Linked DNA regions of Homo sapiens: region 2 is linked to region 1. Evidence: read pairs that join two places in POLR2A ChIA-PET (ENCODE). Cell type or tissue: OCI-LY7. All regions are shown on one strand. Links, peaks and the distances in the headings refer to the core of each region. The heading gives the core; the rest is flanking DNA. Region 1 overlaps BTG2 (BTG anti-proliferation factor 2). Region 2 overlaps TMEM183A (transmembrane protein 183A).

What was found. Peaks named below come from ENCODE experiments on the same cell type or tissue, not always from the same donor. Only the 100,000 strongest peaks of a DNase experiment are listed, where the experiment ranks them.
Region 2: POLR2A ChIA-PET joins it to region 1 with 5 read pairs; 9 of 35 experiments call an interaction of 5 or more read pairs at or near these places.

Annotation. Positions count from the first base shown.
Region 1 is chr1:203,308,155-203,318,211 of GRCh38, forward strand. BTG2 (BTG anti-proliferation factor 2) reads left to right here. Exons shown (of 2, transcript NM_006763.3): 2 at 1-1,448. Among named protein-coding and RNA genes, the nearest start is that of BTG2, 7.7 kb to the left of the region's middle. RefSeq lists an enhancer at 1-527 and a cis regulatory region at 3,531-4,126. In OCI-LY7, for the core only: no CTCF peak of the experiment used is centred there; a DNase peak (open chromatin) is centred at 5,347; H3K27ac peaks cover 1,306 bases.
Region 2 is chr1:203,008,199-203,018,255 of GRCh38, forward strand. It overlaps TMEM183A (transmembrane protein 183A), which reads left to right. Exons shown (of 8, transcript NM_138391.6): 3 at 445-612; 4 at 6,691-6,850; 5 at 7,762-7,942. Among named protein-coding and RNA genes, the nearest start is that of TMEM183A, 5.9 kb to the left of the region's middle. RefSeq lists an enhancer at 1-75. In OCI-LY7, for the core only: no CTCF peak of the experiment used is centred there; no DNase peak of the experiment used is centred there.

The DNA.
Region 1 (10,057 bases), core at 4,251-6,750:
ATGGAAGGGAACTCTGCACAAAACCTTTGCTTTGCTAGTGCTGCTTTGTGTGTATGTGTGGCAAATAATTTGGGGGTGATTTGCAATGAAATTTTGGGACCCAAAGAGTATCCACTGGGGATGTTTTTTGGCCAAAACTCTTCCTTTTGGAACCACATGAAAGTCTTGATGCTGCTGCCATGATCCCTTTGAGAGGTGGCTCAAAAGCTACAGGGAACTCCAGGTCCTTTATTACTGCCTTCTTTTCAAAAGCACAACTCTCCTCTAACCCTCCCCTCCCCCTTCCCTTCTGGTCGGGTCATAGAGCTACCGTATTTTCTAGGACAAGAGTTCTCAGTCACTGTGCAATATGCCCCCTGGGTCCCAGGAGGGTCTGGAGGAAAACTGGCTATCAGAACCTCCTGATGCCCTGGTGGGCTTAGGGAACCATCTCTCCTGCTCTCCTTGGGATGATGGCTGGCTAGTCAGCCTTGCATGTATTCCTTGGCTGAATGGGAGAGTGCCCCATGTTCTGCAAGACTACTTGGTATTCTTGTAGGGCCGACACTAAATAAAAGCCAAACCTTGGGCACTGTTTTTTCTCCCTGGTGCTCAGAGCACCTGTGGGAAAGGTTGCTGTCTGTCTCAGTACAATCCAAATTTGTCGTAGACTTGTGCAATATATACTGTTGTGGGTTGGAGAAAAGTGGAAAGCTACACTGGGAAGAAACTCCCTTCCTTCAATTTCTCAGTGACATTGATGAGGGGTCCTCAAAAGACCTCGAGTTTCCCAAACCGAATCACCTTAAGAAGGACAGGGCTAGGGCATTTGGCCAGGATGGCCACCCTCCTGCTGTTGCCCCTTAGTGAGGAATCTTCACCCCACTTCCTCTACCCCCAGGTTCTCCTCCCCACAGCCAGTCCCCTTTCCTGGATTTCTAAACTGCTCAATTTTGACTCAAAGGTGCTATTTACCAAACACTCTCCCTACCCATTCCTGCCAGCTCTGCCTCCTTTTCAACTCTCCACATTTTGTATTGCCTTCCCAGACCTGCTTCCAGTCTTTATTGCTTTAAAGTTCACTTTGGGCCCACAGACCCAAGAGCTAATTTTCTGGTTTGTGGGTTGAAACAAAGCTGTGAATCACTGCAGGCTGTGTTCTTGCATCTTGTCTGCAAACAGGTCCCTGCCTTTTTAGAAGCAGCCTCATGGTCTCATGCTTAATCTTGTCTCTCTTCTCTTCTTTATGATGTTCACTTTAAAAACAACAAAACCCCTGAGCTGGACTGTTGAGCAGGCCTGTCTCTCCTATTAAGTAAAAATAAATAGTAGTAGTATGTTTGTAAGCTATTCTGACAGAAAAGACAAAGGTTACTAATTGTATGATAGTGTTTTTATATGGAAGAATGTACAGCTTATGGACAAATGTACACCTTTTTGTTACTTTAATAAAAATGTAGTAGGATAAACTTGTGTGGTGTAGAGAAGTTAAAATCCTCACGTTGTACATTTGTGTTTCCCTTTCAGATCCAAATCCTTTCTTTGTGTTTAATAGTATTTCTCCTCACTTGCACTCAGACAATCTATAGCATGTGGGTGGTATAAAAGAAAAATCTGGTTGTATGGCTGGGCCATTTCCAAGCATCCCCTCTTTCCTGGAAAGTAGCTCCTTACTTCCCTCCGTTTTGTTTGTTTGTTTGTTTGTTTTGAGACAGTTTTGTCACTCAGGCTGGAGTGCAGTGGTGCAATCTCAGCTCATTGCAACCTCTGCCTCCTGGGCTCAAATAATTCTCCCACCTCTGCCTCTTGAGTAGCTGAGATTGCAGGCATGTGCCATCAGGCCCAGCTGATTTTTGTATTTTTTGTAGGGACGGGGTTTTGCCATGTTGTCCAGGCTGGTCTCAAACTCCTAAGTTCAAGTGATCCCCCTGCCTCTGCCTCCGAAAGTGCTGGGATTACAGGCGTGAGCCACCGCGCCCAACCTACTTCCACCTTTAATGAGGATTCTAATTTCCCTGTGAAGATGCTAGAAGTAACAGGGTTCTAGTCTGAACATTCCCTAGTCTAGCCAGATCTCCATCTTATGCATCTTGTTTTTGATAGTCGTTCATTTCATTCATTCATTCATTCAGTCAGTTATTCATTTAGCAAGCATGTATTGTCAGTAAGTGCTAGGCACTGAACTTATTAAAAATCCTTGAGACACAGCCTGTCTCACAGACCAGGGTTTGGTAAGCAGCGGGTAATGAACTCCTTCCCAGGCTAAGGCAGGATTGTTGGCAATTCCCAGAAAAGGTGCTCTTGTCATCTCTGGGGCTGTCATTTGCTATCCACCATACTTGTCTTGTTAGACAAGAGCAGCTAGGCCTCAGGATCTATGCACTGGAGCTGAATGCCAATGCTACAGGTTAGCTAGAGAGCAGCTACTTCTGACAGCAAACACTGGAGTGAGAGCCAAAAGTTTGTTACCAATTTGTAACTCCCTTTGGTTACATGCAAGGAAATAACAGTTTTTATCTTCCCTGACTTTTGAGTTCTTTCCATGAGATTTTTGACACAAGCCCAGAGTTTCCCACTGAGGGCAAGTACATTCCCAGCCTGGTCTAGTTTTTTCTTGGCTGTAGGTGAGCTGTATTTATTTGTTTATTTATTTATTTCTTTTCTTTTCTTTTTTGAGACGTAGTCTCACTCGCTCTTGTCGTCCAGGCTGGAGTGCAGTAGTACGATCTTGGCTCACTGCAACCTCCGCCTTCCGGGTTCAAGTGATTCTCCTGCCTCAGCCTCTGGAGTAGCTGGGATTACAGATGCCTGCCACCATGCCTGGCTAATTTTTGTACTTTTAGTAGAGACGGGGTTTCACCATGTTAGCCAGGATGGTCTCGAACTCCTGACCTGAGGTGATCCACCCTCCTCGGCCTCCCAAAGTGCTGGGATTACAGGTGTGAGCCACCGCAGCTGGCGGTGACCTGTATTTAAACTAAACTTTACACATGTTGCTTCATATACAGTGACAACTCCCCCAACTTCATTTCTTACCTCCATGACCTTTATCAACAAACATACAGTTTTCCCTAGATGTGCTATGTTGGAAGTAGCCCAGGGAGGCTGTGTGTGCTATGCCTGTGTTGAGTGAGGAGGGTAGGGGAGCCAGGGATGGGGTTAGGGAAGGCCAGGTCATCTGTATCATAAATAGAATTTGGTTAAGACTCATTGTATCAAGGGGTTGTTACTGAAAGGAGTAGTCCCATTTTTATTTGTAGCTTCTGAAATAAATGTCCTAGACACTTGTTTAAAAAGACCTACTTTTTTGGATGTAAGGACAGGGTTAGTTAGGGTTGAGGAATTTTTGCCCACCCTCTTTTGAGTGTATGGTACAAAGTCAGCATCTATCTTCCTGATTCCTAAAAGGCCTAGCTCATGAAGGATATTTCCTTGTTTAGTGGAAAGCCTGAAATTCGGGGAAGGTTGTCTGGAGACTGAGGGGACCCTTCACCCACGTGTGTCTTCAAGTCAGGGAAGCCACAGCATGGCAGATTCACCTCAGGGCCACTCTCGGCTGTTGGTAAACTAGTAGTCCCTCAATTTACATGAGAGGGTTCTGTGGTCAAGCAATGTGTTTTCTTTTTTGATATGAACCAATTTCAGTAGAACTGGAGCATACCCATTGGCTACCTGGGGTTACAGGGGCTCTGGCCTGAAATTGCTTGAAGAGTTGCAGTTGGTGGCTTTCATGTGTTCAGGGACTAGGCATTGGTTGGTCTGTTCTGCTTCCATCTTCTCCACTTGGTAAGCAGTGCCAGCCTGGGAGACCTGTGGTCAGTCAGCTGTTTTTGAATGATAATGCACCTCCCCAGAGAGTGTAGACAAGGCTCTGCATGCTGCAGATTAAGAGCCCATCCTGGATCCTGATAAGGAGTTCTGGGTGGAGGAGTCCTTGGTGCTGCAACAAACAAGTCCCAGGAGGAAGAAACCCACTTCTGTAGGCCTGACTCCTGTAAGGAGCCTTTGGTAAGGAAGGTGAGGACTCAGGTGTCCTGGCTTCCAGGCCAACACAGCATCCCTGGCCCAACAAAGATTGGTGCAACAGAAAGAGTTCTGGACTGGGAGGAAGAATGTATGGGTTGTGGTCCTGGTACTTCTTAACTAGCCATGTGAGTCTGGACAAGCTCCTCAGCTTTTCTGTCTTAAAAATTAGGGAGTTGGCTGGGTGCAGTGGCTCATGCCTGTAATCCCAGCACTTTGGGAGGCCGAGGCAGATGGATCACTTGAGGCCAAGAGCTCAAGACCAGCCTGGCCAACATGGTGAAACCCTGTCTCTACTAAAAATACAAAAATTAGTCAGGTGTAGTGGTGCGTGCCTGTAGTCCCAGCTACTTGGGAGGCTGAGGCAACAGAATCACTTGAACCCGGGAGGCAGAGGTTGTAGTAGCCGAGATTGAGCCACTGCACTGTAGCCTGGGCGACAAAGCAAGACTCCGTCTTAAAAAACAAAAAAAAAAAACTGGGAATGGTGGCTCATGCCTGTAATCTCAGCATTTTGGGAGGCTGAGGTGGGCGAATCACGAGGTCAGGAGTTCGAGACCAGCCCGGCCAACATGGTGAAACCCCGTCTCTACTAAAAATACAAAAAATTAGCTGGGCATAGTGGCGGGTGCATGTAATCCCAGCTACTTGAGGCAGGAGAATCACTTGAACCCGGGAGGCCAAGGTTGCAGTAAGCCAAGATTGCGCCACTGCACTCACTCCAGCCCGGGCAACAGAGTGAGACGCCGTTTAAAAAAAAAAAAAAAAAAAAAAATTAGAGTTTTGGATTAAATGACCTACGTTCTTTTCTTTGGCTATTTATTTATTTATTTATTTATTGAGACAAGGTTGCACTCTGTTGCTCAGGCTGTAGTATAGTGGTATGATCACAGCTCACTGCGGCCTTCATCTCCGAGGCTCAGGTGATCCCCCTGCCTCAGCTTCCCAAGTAGCTGGGACTACAGGTGTGAGCCACCTCTCCTGGCTAATTTTTTGTTATTTTTTTTAGAGATGGGGTCTTGCTATGTTGCCTGGGCTGGTCTCAAACTCCTGGCGTCAAGTAATCCTCCTGTCTTAGCCTCCCAAACTGCTGGGATTACGGTTCTTGCCCAGCCTTTTTCAGCTTTTGATTCTAAATCATCCATCCCCATTATACTGCCAATCACTGGGGGGGCAAATTAGCACCATTATTATCATTATTTTCAATTAGTTGAACTGAAAGGTAAGGTAATTTGGGCTGAGAAGTACAGTAATTAATAATCTTTTGCTTGGGTCAGACTCCTGCCTGTTAAGGTTTCAGTTTGCAAACACTGTGAAGCAGTACTACAAAGAGGTTAGGAGCTCAGGCTCTGGTGTTAGGCTCCCTAGGGAGGTTTAATCTCAGCTCTACCACCCACCTATCCACTGTGCAACCTGGTGGCTAGTGACTTTAGCCAAGCCTCAATTTCCCCCTTTGTAAAATGGAATGAAGAATATAACCAACTTAAAAATGTTGTTACGAAGATTAAATGAGAGCCATAATCTACTTATAATTGTCCTGGCACAGGTAAGTACTCGATAAAAAGAGAATACTTGTTCTTTCTTTCTTTTTCTTTTCTTTTCTTTTTTTTTTTTTTGAAACAGAGTTTCGTTCTTGTTGCTCAGGCTGGAGTGCAGTGGCATGATCTCTGGTCACTGCAACCTCTGCCACCTCGGTTCAAGAGATTCTCCTGCCTCACATGGGCAAGGACTTCATGACCAAAACACAAAAAGCAATGGCAACAAAAACCAAAATAGACAAATGGGATCTAATTAAACTAAAGAGCTTCTGCACAGCGAAAGAAACTACCATCAGAGTGAACAGGCAACCTACAGAATGGGAGAAAATTTTTGCAATCTACTCATGTGACAAAGGGCTAATATCCAGAATCTACAAAGAACTCAAACAAATTTACAAGAAAAAACCCCATCAAAAAGTGGGCAAAGGATATGAACAGACACGTCTCAAAAGAAGACATTTATGCAGCCAACAGACACATAAAAAAATGCTCATTATCACTGGTCATCAGAGAAATGGAAATCAAAACCACAATGAGATACCATCTCATGCCAGTTAGAATGGCAATCATAAAGTCAGGAAACAACAGATGCTGGAGAGGATGTGGAGAAATAGGAATGCTTTTGCACTGTTGGTGGGAGTGTAAATTAGTTCAACCATTGTGGAAGACAGTGTGGCGATTCCTCAAGGATCTAGAACTAGAATTACCATTTGACCCAGCAATCCCACTACTGGGTATATACCCAAAGGATTATAAATCATGCTACTATAAAGACACATGCACATGTATGTTTATTGCGGCACTGTTCACAATAGCAAAGACTTGGAACCAACCCAAATGTGCATCAATGATAGACTGGATTAAGAAAATGTGGCACATATACACCATGGAATACTATGCAGCCATAAAAAAGGATGAATTCATGTCCTTTGCAGAGACATGGATGAAGCTGGGAACTATCATTCTCAGCAAACTGTCACAAGGACAGGAAGCCAAACACCGCATGTTCTCACTCATAGGTGGGAACTGAACAATGAGATCACTTGGACACAGGGTAGGGAACATCACACACTGGGGCCTGTCAGGGGGTGGGGGACTGGGGGAGGGATAGCATTAGGAAAAATACCTAATGTAAAAGATGAGTTGATGGGTGCAGCAAACCAACATAGCACATGTATACTTATATAACAAACCTGCACGTTGTGCACATGTACCCTAGAACTTAAAGTATAATAATAAAAAAAAACCTTAAAAAAAAAAGAGAGATTCTCCTGCCTCAGCCTCCTGAATAGCTGGGATTACAGGTGCTGCAACTATGCCCAGCTAATTTTTATATTTTAAGTAGAGATGGGGTTTCACCATGTTGGCCAGGCTGGAATCGAACTCCTGACTCAGGTAATCCACCCACCTCAGCCTCCCAAAGTGCTAGGATTACAGGCGTGAGCCACCATGCCCGGCCTGAGAATAGAAATAACCCCATCTCCTTAAGGACTCTGAAGAGGGTCCTAAAGTGAAAGATCCTAAAATGAAGAAGAACACTCTGGCATACTTCTAACTGGAAGGAAATCATTCTTAAAATCATAGCACCTACTAGTACCTTCAAGAATGGCTACAGCTGGCTGAGTATGGTGGCTCACGCCTGTAATCCTAGCACTTTGGGAGGCCAAGGCTGATGGATCATGAGGTCAGGAGGTCGAGACCAGCCTGATCAACATGGTGAAACCCCGTCTCTACTAAAAATACAAAAATTAGCTGGGTGGTGGCACGCACCTGTCATCCCAGCTACTCAGGAGGCTGAGGCAGGAGAATCTCTTGAACCTGGGAGGTGGAGGTTGCAGTGAGCTGAGACCTCACCAGTGCACTCCAGCCTGGACGACAGAGTGAGACTCCATCTCAAAAAAAAAAAAAAGAAAGAAAAAAAGAATGGCTACAGATAACACCATCCGAGCAGCCTGTGGCCTCTCCCCTACAAAGATGATTTTCAATCCTTTGTTTAAAAACATGCACAGGGCCAGGCGTGGTGACTCATGACTGTAATCCCAGCACTTTGGGATGCCGAGGCCAGCGGATCACAAGGTCAGGAGTTTGAGACCAGCCTGGCCAAAATGGTGAAATCCCGTCTCTAATAAAAATACAAAAATTAGCCGGGCGTGGTGGCGCATGCCTAATCATCCCAGCTACTCAGGAGGCTGAGGCAGGAGAATTGCTTGAACCTGGGAGGAGGAGGTTGCAGGGAGCTGAGATCGTACCACTGCACTCCAGCTTGGGTAACAGAGCAAGACTCCGTCTCGAAAATAAAAAAAAAAGAAAAATTAAAAATTAAAAAAAACATGCACAGGCCAGGCATGGAGGCTCACGCCTATAATCCCAGCATTTTGGGAGGCCATGACAGGTGGATTACTTGAGCCCAGGAGTTTGAGACCAGCCCAGGCAACATAGTGAGACGACATCTCTACAAATAATACAAATAATAAAAATAAAAAACATGCACAGCCCAGGCTGTGGCAAAGAAAATATGCACAATACAAAAGCCCTTCCTGGGTCATATGTAGCCTACAGTAGGGACTCTAAAAGTACCTGCTGAATTAATGATTGATAACTGAATGAACTCATGTCTGACCTCTGTCATTCTTGCAGAAATGTACGGTATCCTTGCTAGGCATCTGACCTCGGTGGGCCACGGGGCAACTTTGACCCATTGGCTCCACTGGTCTGCTTGTGGATTAATACCAAACTGGGCTATGTGCTCATTTACACACAAAGTGGATGGGGAAAGTTTTCTAATAGCAGCTTTACTTACCTCCACTCAGCCCATCTGTGGAGTACACCCACAGGTTCTCCCTTCCCAGAAGAGAAATAAATGGAGAAGCTAAGAAGGGCAGGGCCAAGCTCTCTGGCTTTTTCTCCACACCACTTCTTTGCAGAGCTGGCAAGAAAAACGTTTGAGCTCAGTCTAAGAGGCTACCAGGGCCCTGGATAAGGATCTTATACAAACGAGTATGCCCTGGATACGCAGCCAATCCTTTCCCCTGATGTGAGCCTGGTTCTCTGGGCCCCAGCAGCTTCAAGCCATTTTGTTCCCATTGGCTCTGCCATTCTCCACCCTCATTCCTATAAACAAGAATGAACCTTGATTCAACTCTTGTCCAGTAAACTGCACAGGCTGCCTAGAGCATATCAGATAAGAAGAGGTAATAGCTGGGTGAGTTTGGAGCAAGAACTGCTTTACTTAACATCACTATCAGGGAAGGGCCATTTAAAATTCGATGGGCAGGGGAGTGAGGGTGGGACCAGGCAGTAGATAAGTGAGGCTGGCTGGACAAAAGCCATGGTAAACTTGAGGAGTGAGCTCAAACCTTGTCTGAACAGAGCCTCTGTTCCTTAGCTTCAGTCCACTGCAATCATGAGGCCAGTGATTTCAGATATGGTAATTTTCAAGAGCAGCCTGAAATGTAGATGTTTATTTGACATTTCCCTAAACTCTAATCATGGCAACTAATTTTTTGAAAGTGCTAAAGGCTGTTTTTTTAAAAGTACATATCTGCATGTGCTCTCAACTTGTGGCCTATGATGTACCTGGGGCCACCTGGGAATGGGATGTAGGGGTTTTCAACCCTATCCCCCAAGCTAGGAGTGAGTCTCTGCATTGAGGACCTCAGTGGAAGGCTGTCCCTATGGCCACAATCTCTAAGAAGGAGCATTCTGGCATGTTCCTGATAGAAATGAGGGCACACAAGGGGCCTCTTCACCCCTAAAATTAGATAAAAAGCAGCGCTCCCCACCTTCAACTGGTGGTACCCGTTAAACTTGTGCTTGGGACGGCAGCCTCCAGGCTTTTGCTCAAGGAATGCCCTGTCCCCTTCCTTTCCACCTACTTTAGCCAGGTTCACTCACGTTTTTAAGTTCACACTTTTCCAATGTTCACTGTTCAGTGTTCACACTTTCAAGTTCACAGTTTTTCAGTGACATCTCTCCTTCACAGACTGGGCTACATGGCCTTCCCCTGAGTTCCCATGATGTTCGGTTTTATAACCCTGAATTTATAGCTAGAATGTAGACTAGAGACCTTGCCTGAACAGTGTCTGGTACTTAGTAGGTATTAGTGAATACTGGTTGAACAAATGAATGTCAAAGTTGCCAAGAGTGGAGGCTAGTGGATGAAAGGAATTTAGATCAGGGGTGGAAGAAAAAAAATTAAGCCCATTCAGCAATTTTGAGCTGGGACTCCCTAGGAACCTGTGATTGCACCTTAAGAAAACTTGGTCCTTTGAATCTTGCAGGCTTTTAGGTCTTTAAACACCTCTTATTGAAATGTAAATGTCACTTAAATAGGGGTGTTCACACCTTAAATCATAATGTGAGAGAGCCTTCGTTATCAATTAACTCCCTAAATGGATTTACCCAAAAGGTAACAACCTGGAGAGAAGAAATCTGGGCTGATGCCAGGAAAGGACTCTGGCCCCAGTGGCAGGAGAGGGAGAATAGATTCCACAGCTACTAAACGCTGATTTCTATCC
Region 2 (10,057 bases), core at 3,842-6,341, 300 kb before region 1:
TGGTGTTTCTCTTGCTTTCAGTCTGTTTACTCATGGGTCTGAGACTTGTGTTTTATGACACCTACTGCCTCCAGCTCAGGACCAGGATTAAATTGGATTCAATTTGTCTCAAACATTTCTCTGTAGACCTTATGAGAATACAAATCAGCTTTTATCCTGCAGGGTTTATAGTGGAAAAATTGTACACACCTTTTTTCTTCAGGGCTGAAAAAAGGAGTTTCTGCAACTTTGGAGTCAGTTTGCCCATTGCTTTCCTTTTTTTTTTTTTTTTTTGTATTTAAAATACTAAAATCTTTATTTTTTTTGGTGACAGATTCTCACCTTTCTCTCTCAACGATGTTTTTTTTCCCCCCTTTCCTGAATGGATGCTGATACCTTGGCTAAGTTGTTTGTATTTCTGGGTGGAGCTGTGTGCCATCTCATTCTCCTTTTATTTTCTTCTAGTAAAATCTCTTTGTGGCTTGGAAGCCTCTCAGGTTCCTGCAGAGGAAGCTCTTTCTGGGGCTGGTGAGCCCTGTGACATCATCGACAGCAGTGATGAGATGGATGCCCAGGAGGAAAGCATCCATGAGAGAACTGTCTCCAGAAAAAAGAAAAGCAAGAGACACAAAGGTATGGAGCTTGTTCTCTTTTGGTTTATTAGACCTGCCTGTGGTGACAAATTGAAGATGTTACTTTCCCAGTAGCACAGGAGGAGATATAAGACGTGATACCAGGAGAGTTTAAAGAAAACTTGGCTCTCCCTAAGAACCTTGGTAGTGGGCCGGGATTTAATACACCTGGGCTTTCTTTTTTCTTTTGTCTGAATTCGAGAGGGAAAGAGATTAGTACGTGTTAGTAGAGTTCTGGAGCTGTGAACTGGACTCTAGTAGCCCTTCATTGAGAACATGTTATTATCAGGTAAAAACCCATAAGGCAATGTGAAAATAAAAGGCCTTTGCATTTCTGGATTTCTGAATGTGTAAGGAAGCAGAGATGTAACCAAAAAATGTTTTCCAAAGTATGTGGATTTTACGTTAACTAGTTTTGTTACACACAAACATAGACATTATCGTGGGCTTTTAAGTGCTCTGCAATTAGTAATGTCTGCTTTATGTCTAATAAGTATTGTGGGAAATAGAAAAGTAGGTGATTTTTTTATATCCTAATGGCAATGAAATGTACACAAATGAAACAAAGAATAATAAACTGATGATAATATAACGTGCCAAACCATCATTCAGATTCTGGGTTTTCCTTCAGACTTAATGAGTCAGAATCTCTTGGGGTGGAACTCAGAATTTTTATTTATTTATTTTTTTGAGACAGGGTTTTGGTCTCTTGCCTGGGCTGGAGTGTAGTGGAAAGATCATGGCACACTGCAGCCTTGACTTCCCAGGCTTAAGCGATCCCCCCATCTTAGCCTTTTGAGTAGCTGGGACTACAGGTGCTATGCCATCATGCCTGCTAATTTTTTCTATTTTTTGTAGAGACAGGGGTCTCACTATGTTGCCTAGGCTAGATTTGAGCTCCTGGGCTCAAGCAGTCCACCCACCTTGGCCTCCCAAAGTGCTGAGATTACAGGCATAAGCTACCATGCTTAGCCCAGAATTTTTAAAGCTAAAGTGGTTCTGATGATCAGCTACGTTTAGGTGAAAGCCGATAAATAATGGTGAGGCCAGGCATGGTGGCTCACGCTTGTAATCCCAACACTTTGGGAGGCTGAGGTGGGCAGATCACAAGGTCAGGAGTTCGAGACCATCCTGGCCATTATGGTGAAACCCTGTCTTTACTAAAAATACAAAAATTAGCTGGGCGTGGTGGTGTGCACCTGTAGTCCCAGCTACCAGGGAGGCTGAGGCAGGAGAATCGCTTGAACCTGGGAGGCGAAGGTAGCAGTGAGCCGAGATTGCATTGCACCACCACATCTCCAGCCTGGTGACAGAGCAAGACTCTGTCTCAAAAAAAAAAAGAAAAAAATAATAGTAAATGATGTATGTATTTTTGGTCTCAGATTTACCAGCACTTTCACCTGTACCTGAGAATCAGATAATAGATATTTTTATTTGTTAAAGTATATTGAAGTAATAAGTTAATGAAATTAATGGTATGATTGCTTTGGAATTATTCTAGTTATTGTTAGTCATATCCCTCTTTTTCAGGATCCCAAAATTAAAACAGGTCGAGCATTCCAAATCTGAAAAGCTCCAAAATTTGAAATTTTTGGAGCAATGACATGATGCTGAAAGGAAATGCTTATTGGAGCACTTTGGATTTCTGATTTTCGATTAGGGCTGCTCGACCAATAAGTACGGTCAAGATATTCCAAAATGCGGGAAAAGCCAAAATCTGAAACACCACTGGTCCTGAGCATTTCTGATAAGGGATACTCAACCAGTATTGACATTCTTCATACTTCTTTGTCCTTAATTTTTCACTTGAAATCGCTACTTATCACCATTCTATTAGGGATTTATCTTCTTGTTGTTTTGGACTTGTTCCACAGAATGGCTTTGACTTAAAACAAAAAATTGAGATAAAATTTATTCCTTTAAAGTGTACAATTCAGTGGTTTTAGCATATTCACAGAGTTGTGCAACCATCAACATGGTCTAAGTTTAGAACATTTCCATTACTCTAAAAAGAAACCCCATACTTATTAGCATCCCTTCTCATTCCAAACCCTCCTCCAGCCCTTGGAAACCACTAATCTACTTTCTGTCTCTACAGACTTACCTATTCTGACATTTCATGTAAATGGAATCATACAATATATAGTCTTTTGCATGTAGCTTCTTTCATTTAGCATAATGTTTTCAAGGTTCATCCATACTATGCATGTATCAGTATCTCATTCTTTTTTATTCCTTTTTATTTGGCTGCTATGAATAATGCTGCTGTGAACATTCATGGACAAGTTTTTCTGTGGACATAGGTTTTTTTAGTTTTGGTTAGATAGGAGTGAAATTGCTGGATTATACAGAAACTCTATGTTTAACTTTTGGAGGAATTGCCAAACTGTTTTCCAAAGTGTGTGCATCGTTTTATATTTCCACCAGCAGTGTATAAGAGTTCCAGTTTCTCTACATCCTTATCAACACTTGTTATTGTCTGACTTTTAAAATTATAATGGATGTGGATTGGTATCTATCTCCTTGTGGTTTTGATTTGCATTTCCCTGATGGCTAATGATATTTGCCCATTTTTAAATTGGGTTATCTTCTTCTTATTATTTTTTTATTTTTTGAGATGGAGTTTCACTCTTGTTGACCAGGCTGGAGTGCAATGTCGTGATTTCGGCTCACTGCAACCTCTGCCTCCCGGGTTCAAGCGATTCTCCTACCTCAGCCTCCCGAGTAGCTGGGATTACAGGCATGCACCACCACGCACAGCTAATTTTTTGTAATTTTTAATAGAGATGGGATTTCTCCATATTGGTCAGGCTGGTCTCGAACTCCAGACCTCCGGTGATCCACCTGCCTCGGCCTCCCAAAGTGTTGGGTTTACAGGTGTGAGCCACCGCACCCGGCTATCTTTTTATTATTGAATTGTAAGACTTCTTTATCTATTCAGATTACTAGTCACTTATCAGATACATGATTTATGGCTTACAGGCACTTAACCATAATTCATATTTTACTTCCTTATTCTACTTTACCTCCATTAGGTTTCTCCATTCCATCAGACTGGTCTTTTTTTTTTTTTTTCTTTTTAAATTTCTTTTTATTTTATTGTTTCAGCAGGTATAATGTATTTTTCTTCTTTTTTTAAAAGCCTTTTTTTTAATGAAACATGTAGAAGAAGAGAGAATAGTCTGATTATAACTCCATATAACTATTCCCTGCTTCAACAATGATCAACTCATGGCTATTAAAAAGTTTTTTTTCTCTTTCTTTTTTTAATTAACATTTTGTTTTTATATGCTGTCAACTCACGGCCATTTTTACTTCAACCATTACCCCCCACTCCATCACACACACACACACACACACACACACACACACACACGGTTATTTTGAAACGGCCATTTTTACTTCAACCATTACTCCCCACTCCATCACACACACACACACACACACACACACACACACACACACACACGGTTATTTTGAAACAATTTCCAGATATACCATCATCTTTGTAAATATTTTAGTAGTTATCTTTTTAAAAATACCATTATCACATCTAAAAGACTTTAACAGTAATTTCTCAATGTTATTAAAATCTTGTTAGACTTTTCTGTTTACTGTTCTCACATGTTTTGCTTTTCTGAGTCCCTTGGTTTCATGTTAGCACTTACTTGACATGCTTTTCCTCTTAACCTATGCCTATCAAAATTCTTCATGTCCTTCATGATTTATCTCCATGAAGCTTTCATTTACTGATTCTATTTCCTTCGTTTTGAAAGCTCTTAATAATTATGTATAAAACACTGACAATTCTTCATTATTTACTAAATTTTGTTTCTAAAGACAGAAAATTTGTAATAGCACTCTGCTTTGTAAAAGTCCTTATGGGTCTCAGTAGAGGAAATTTTTGTTTGTTTTTTTGGTTTTTGTTTCGGTGTTTTGAGACAGGGACTCACTCTGTTGCCCAGGCTGGATTGCAGTGGTGCAGTCATGGCTCACCGCAGCCTCGACATCCTGGGCTTGATTGATCCTTGCACCTCAGCCTCCTGAGTAGCAGAGACTACAGGCATGCACCACCATGGCTGGCTAATTTTTAAGTTTTTTGTAGAGACTGTGTTGCCCAAGCCGATCTCGAACTCCTGGGCTCAAGCCATCCTCCCACCTTGGCCTCCCAAAGCGTTGAGATTACAGGCATGAGCCACTGCACTCAGCCACAATAGAGGAAATTTTAATAGTCGTTTGCCTTCTCTTTCAAAGAGAGAAGAGGTAATGTGGGAGAAAGTGGGGCCTAGACATGGTAGACTGTGTCTTGCATGATTACTGGAGATTATAAGAAGGATAAGAATTAGAAAAGATGATGATGTTTTAGACATATTGGGTCTCTGTTGTGAAGAACCTAACCAAATAACCTGATCTAATCATAGAGCTGTAGGAAGCAGTTAGCTAGAAAAGCGGGGGCAACTTTGGGGAGATGGTGTAGGGGCTTTTTCCCCAGGAAGGAAGAAAGCTGGTCATTTTAGGATAGTTCTATGACTAGGTTTGAAATAAGGGTTAAGGTTAGGATTAGCTCAGATTCAGGTATCTTTACAAAGCATGTGTATTACCTGAACCTGAGAAGTATAGTGGACATCAAGGTCAAGAGAATTAATGCTAATGAGTTCTGGAGAATTAATGCTAATGAGTTCTGAAGAAGGAAGAGATAGGGACACTTTTTTTTTTTTTTGAGATAGAGTTTCACTCTGTCGCCCAGGCTGGAGTGCAGTGGCGCTATCTCGGCTCACTGCAAGCTCCGCCTCCTGGGTTCACGCCATTCTCCTGCCTCAGCCTCCCAAGTAGCTGGAACTACAGGCAGCTGCCACCACGCCCGGCTAATTTTTTTGTATTTTTTAGTAGAGAAGGGGTTTCAGTGTGTTAGCCAGGTTGCTCTCGATCTCCTGACCTCGCGATTCGCCCACCTCGGCCTCCCAAAGTGTTGGGATTACAGGCGTGAGCCACCGTGCCCGGCCTAAGTGCCATCTCAGCTCACTGCAACCTCCACCTCCTGGTTCAAGCGATTCTCCTGCCTCAGCCTCCCACGTAGCTGGATTACAGGCACGTGCCACCACGCCCAGCTAATTTTTGTATTTTTAGTAGAGATGGAGTTTCACCATGTTGGCCAGGATGGTCTCGATCTCTTGACCTCGTGATCTGCCTGCCTTGGCCTCCCAAAGTGCTGGGATTACAGGCGTGAGCCACTACGCCCGGCCTGCCTATACCATCTTAAAGTCAATTTTGTTTTTTTTCCTGACTGAAAATGTTTAGTGGGTGGAGACTTAAACCATGAGCAGGGCTTAATAGCATAAAGCTGGAATTCGGAGTCGGAAACTCTTGGTTCTATTTCCCTTGACTGAGTGGCAAGGTTTTGTTTTCTTATTAGTAAAATGGGCGCAATAATATTTTTCTTATTCCATTGAAGAATTATTAGAGTTGAATGATACAACGTGTGCAAAGGCACTTTTGAAACTTCAAAATGATGGTCAGGTGCAGTGGCTCACGCCAGTAATCCCAGCACTTTGGGAGGCCAAGGCGGGTGGATCACTTGAGGCCAGGAGTTCGAGACCAGCCTGGTCAACATGGTGAAACCCCATCCCTACTAAAAATACAAAAATTTGCTGGGTGCGGTGGAGTGTGCCTGTAGTCCTAGCTACTCTGGTGGCTGAGGCATGAGAATTGCTTGAAACCAGGAGGCGGAGGTTGTATTGAGCTGAGATTGCACCACTGCATTCTAGCCTGGGCACCACTGCATTCCAGCCTGGGCAACAGAGTGAGACTCTGTCCCAAAAAAAAAAAGTTAAACTTCAAAATGGTATCGCCAATAGTTGTTAAATAAAGGCCTTAAGAACAAAACCTATTTACTTGGGCAACAGGAGGTAAAAGTTTCCAGCAGCTAGGATGAGCAGGAAATGATAAGTTTGAGGGGTTTCCTTGGACCTATTTAAAACCATTTTCTTAACTGTGCAATCAATCCTTGGGAGAAATGAAATTATCGAGTATCTTTAGATATGGTGTAGAAGATCAGAGATTATTCTTTTTTTTGTTTCAGAAGAACTGGACGGGGCTGGAGGAGAAGAGTATCCCATGGATATTTGGCTATTGCTGGCCTCCTATATCCGTCCTGAGGACATTGTGAATTTTTCCCTGATTTGTAAGAATGCCTGGACTGTCACTTGCACTGCTGCCTTTTGGACCAGGTTGTACCGAAGGTGCGACCACAGAGAGCTCACTCTTTTATCTGTGTGGCTGATTTCATTACTGTTTGTGATTTGGAGCTACTCACTGGATGGTGACCTCTTTTCACTTTCTCTACTCCATGTCTGGGCATGACCCAGCTTTGGACTCCTTGAGCCCCTCTCTAATTTAAATTTGATATTATTAATTATCCAGGTAATTGTCTTCCGTGTGGTTGCCTCCTTCCCCACTCCAGTATCCACTTTCAGCAAAACGTCTTGCTTCAAGTCCCAGATAGAAGAGTCTTTGACTTTTCTTCAGAGGCTTATTTTAGCTAGAATGTTTAAAGCTACAGATGCCTATCTGCTCATCTTTCCAGCTGGATTAGGTGTTGCTTAGATTTGCTAGTTGTCTTTAAGTATTACACAGTTTTTGTATTTATGCAGCCTTATGTATAGTTGTAGTGGTGAGGAGTAGGCAAATTATATGATTAGTAAAAGGGCTAGTTTTTGATGCTAGGTATGGAAGTGTAGTGACAATTGTAAACTGTCAGGCTGTGGTGGGAAGGAATGTTGAAGTAGAAAGGAGTGGAGAACTCACTGTGAGATCTGACTGGAGAACCTGGTGGCTCTTCGCCAGTATAGGTTCCTCCAGGACAGGTTCTTTTTGAGCAGCTAAAGCATAATATACCGATACCAATTCAGAGTTTGCTCTTTTGTTCAGTGAAAAAGTGAGGACTTCAACTTTAAAAATGGATGGAGAACTGCCGGATTACAAGGCAAAGACGTAAAAGTCGCCAAGAGGTCAAGTAGCACTGGGGACAGGCTATCTACTGGCCAGTGGAATAGTGCAGTAAAGTTCATACAGAGACCAGGAGTCTTAGAAAACTGACCTAGAGCAGGAGAGACAGGTCACATATTGGTAGGAGTAATGTGTCATGTTTCAGGCACTACACGCTGGATGCTTCCCTGCCTTTGCGTCTGCGACCAGAGTCAATGGAGAAGCTGCGCTGTCTCCGGGCTTGTGTGATCCGATCTCTGTACCATATGTATGAGCCATTTGCTGCTCGAATCTCCAAGAATCCAGCCATTCCAGAAAGCACCCCCAGCACATTAAAGAATTCCAAAGTAAGTGAGAATTTGTGTTGGGGTTTGACTAATGAACTCTTGTATGGTAGGCCTGTTATCATGGCTTGTCTCCAGCTTCCTTGATGGGGAGGGGTGTAGGTCCCAGGCTGCTAGGGGACTAATGTAAACTTCAGGGCTCAGAGATTTCACTTCTCCAAGACCTTTCTGCTGTGCTGGCTGGCTTATCTTACCTTAAAGCTTTCTGGTGCTTTTAGTGTATTCCTTATTCTTTTTATTTTAATGTATTTGCATACATTGTACATTGGACCACTCTAGATATAATGGTTTTGATGGTTTGGGCTAGGAAGAGCATAACTCAAATGGTAGACGTATGCTGTAATTTTTAAGAGGGGCTTTAAATCACAGTACAGAGGTATAACATGAACATCTCACTATTTTTCTCTTTCTAATGCAACCTTGACATCAGGGATTCCCCTTTATTGTTGACCTCCTTAAGGATTCTGGTGTAGACTTGACTTCTGTAGCATTTGGAAGTGCCCTGTGCCAGGCTATTGCCCGGCTCTGGTAGGTCATCTCATAGACTATAAGGTACCCTGATTCATAAACCTTAGTTCTCTCAAGTTCTTTCTGTGTTCTAGGCTCTTTTTATCTCAGGATTTCCCTGATATTTTATATTCACATATTTATATTCAAGTTTCTGTCATTCTTCTGATTTGTAAATATGTCTACTAGCCTTTGGTCCATTCTCTCTTTTTCTCCTACCTGATGAAATTACTAAATCACCTTTGGCAAACAAGGTTACTCTGTTCCTACCCCAAATCTGATGTTCCATAGCATTTCCCATTCTCTTGTAGTTTGTTTTTATGGTATTGCACATTATATAATGATTCTTCTCCCCTAGTTTAGCTCTAGGGTGATCATATCCTACCTAATACATATTAATTAAAAGGGTACTTTTGATTTCGAGATTATCGAGGTTCCCCCCAGCCTTGTAAACTGAGGTGGTCAGGGCTGTTGGCTGAGCTCAATTTAATATCATGCTAACTGGTGGATTTAGAGAAGGAGTAGAATGCCGGGAGAGTAGAATTTCACCCAGCAGCTGCTTCTGCTTGTAATATGAGTGGACAGTGTATCTTCTCACATTTACAGTGTCCCTTTCCCCCAAAACATTTGATAGTATCAGATTAACTGTGGTGAGCATGGGGATCATCCCAAAGTTAGCCATGCCAGGAGTGAATCAATTGCTGGGGGCAGAGCAGCATTGGGCAAACTCCTCATGCTTGACACATCTTAGCGGCTCCAGTGCACAATGCAAGTGCTACTGCCTAAATTCTAAAATACCCCTATCTTCATATTCTTATCATTGTCTATTAATTTTTTTAAAGTGGACTGTAAAAAGCCAAAGTAGAATGAAAACTAAGGTCTTAATCCAGATAGTAAGCCCAGGCCATCTGGCTGCTGCTTTTGTGCCTTGTTAGAGATCTTCTGAAGAGGGTATGGGGCCTGCAGTGGCAGATATCCCGTGCATGGCCTTGCCACTTGTATACCCATGATTGCGTGGCATTCAGGGAGTTGCCAGCATGCCTAAAGGAAGTTGTCCCATGTTTCTGGACTCTAGCTTTTCGTATTTGATTCCCCCTCTCTCTCTTTTCAGTAGCATAGCTTGTGTGGGACACTGGAGCCGTTGTGATGGCAGCAGAAGTGTTTTCCCCTTAAAGCCAAGCCCATTAATTTTGATGGAACAGCAGGACGTACAGGGCATGTCTGAAGGGCAGGACAGCTGGCACGGCGGACGACCCACCCCTTATCCCCTGGGAGGTACTTCACTTCTTGTGCTTAACCCTAGCTGTAGCCTGACTTTCACTGAGGGGCTTATTCTAGACAGAATTCAGCCTAGCTCTGTAGTTTCCTTACTGGCTGTCTGCTCCCAGAAGGTCCTGAGCAGTTTGCTTCTATTATAGGGCCAGCCCTCTCTGCCTACCTTATGGCCTTGTATCATCTTGCCTGGTGGCTGCTGGCTCTCCTTACATTTTAATGTAGAGGATTAGCCTGCTGAATCAGAGAGGATGCTCCAGTCTCTAGATACCATGTTTCTGTCTTTGAAGATAAGACAATAGGAGTTGATGTCAGTAGCCTCTGAGGTTGACTTATATT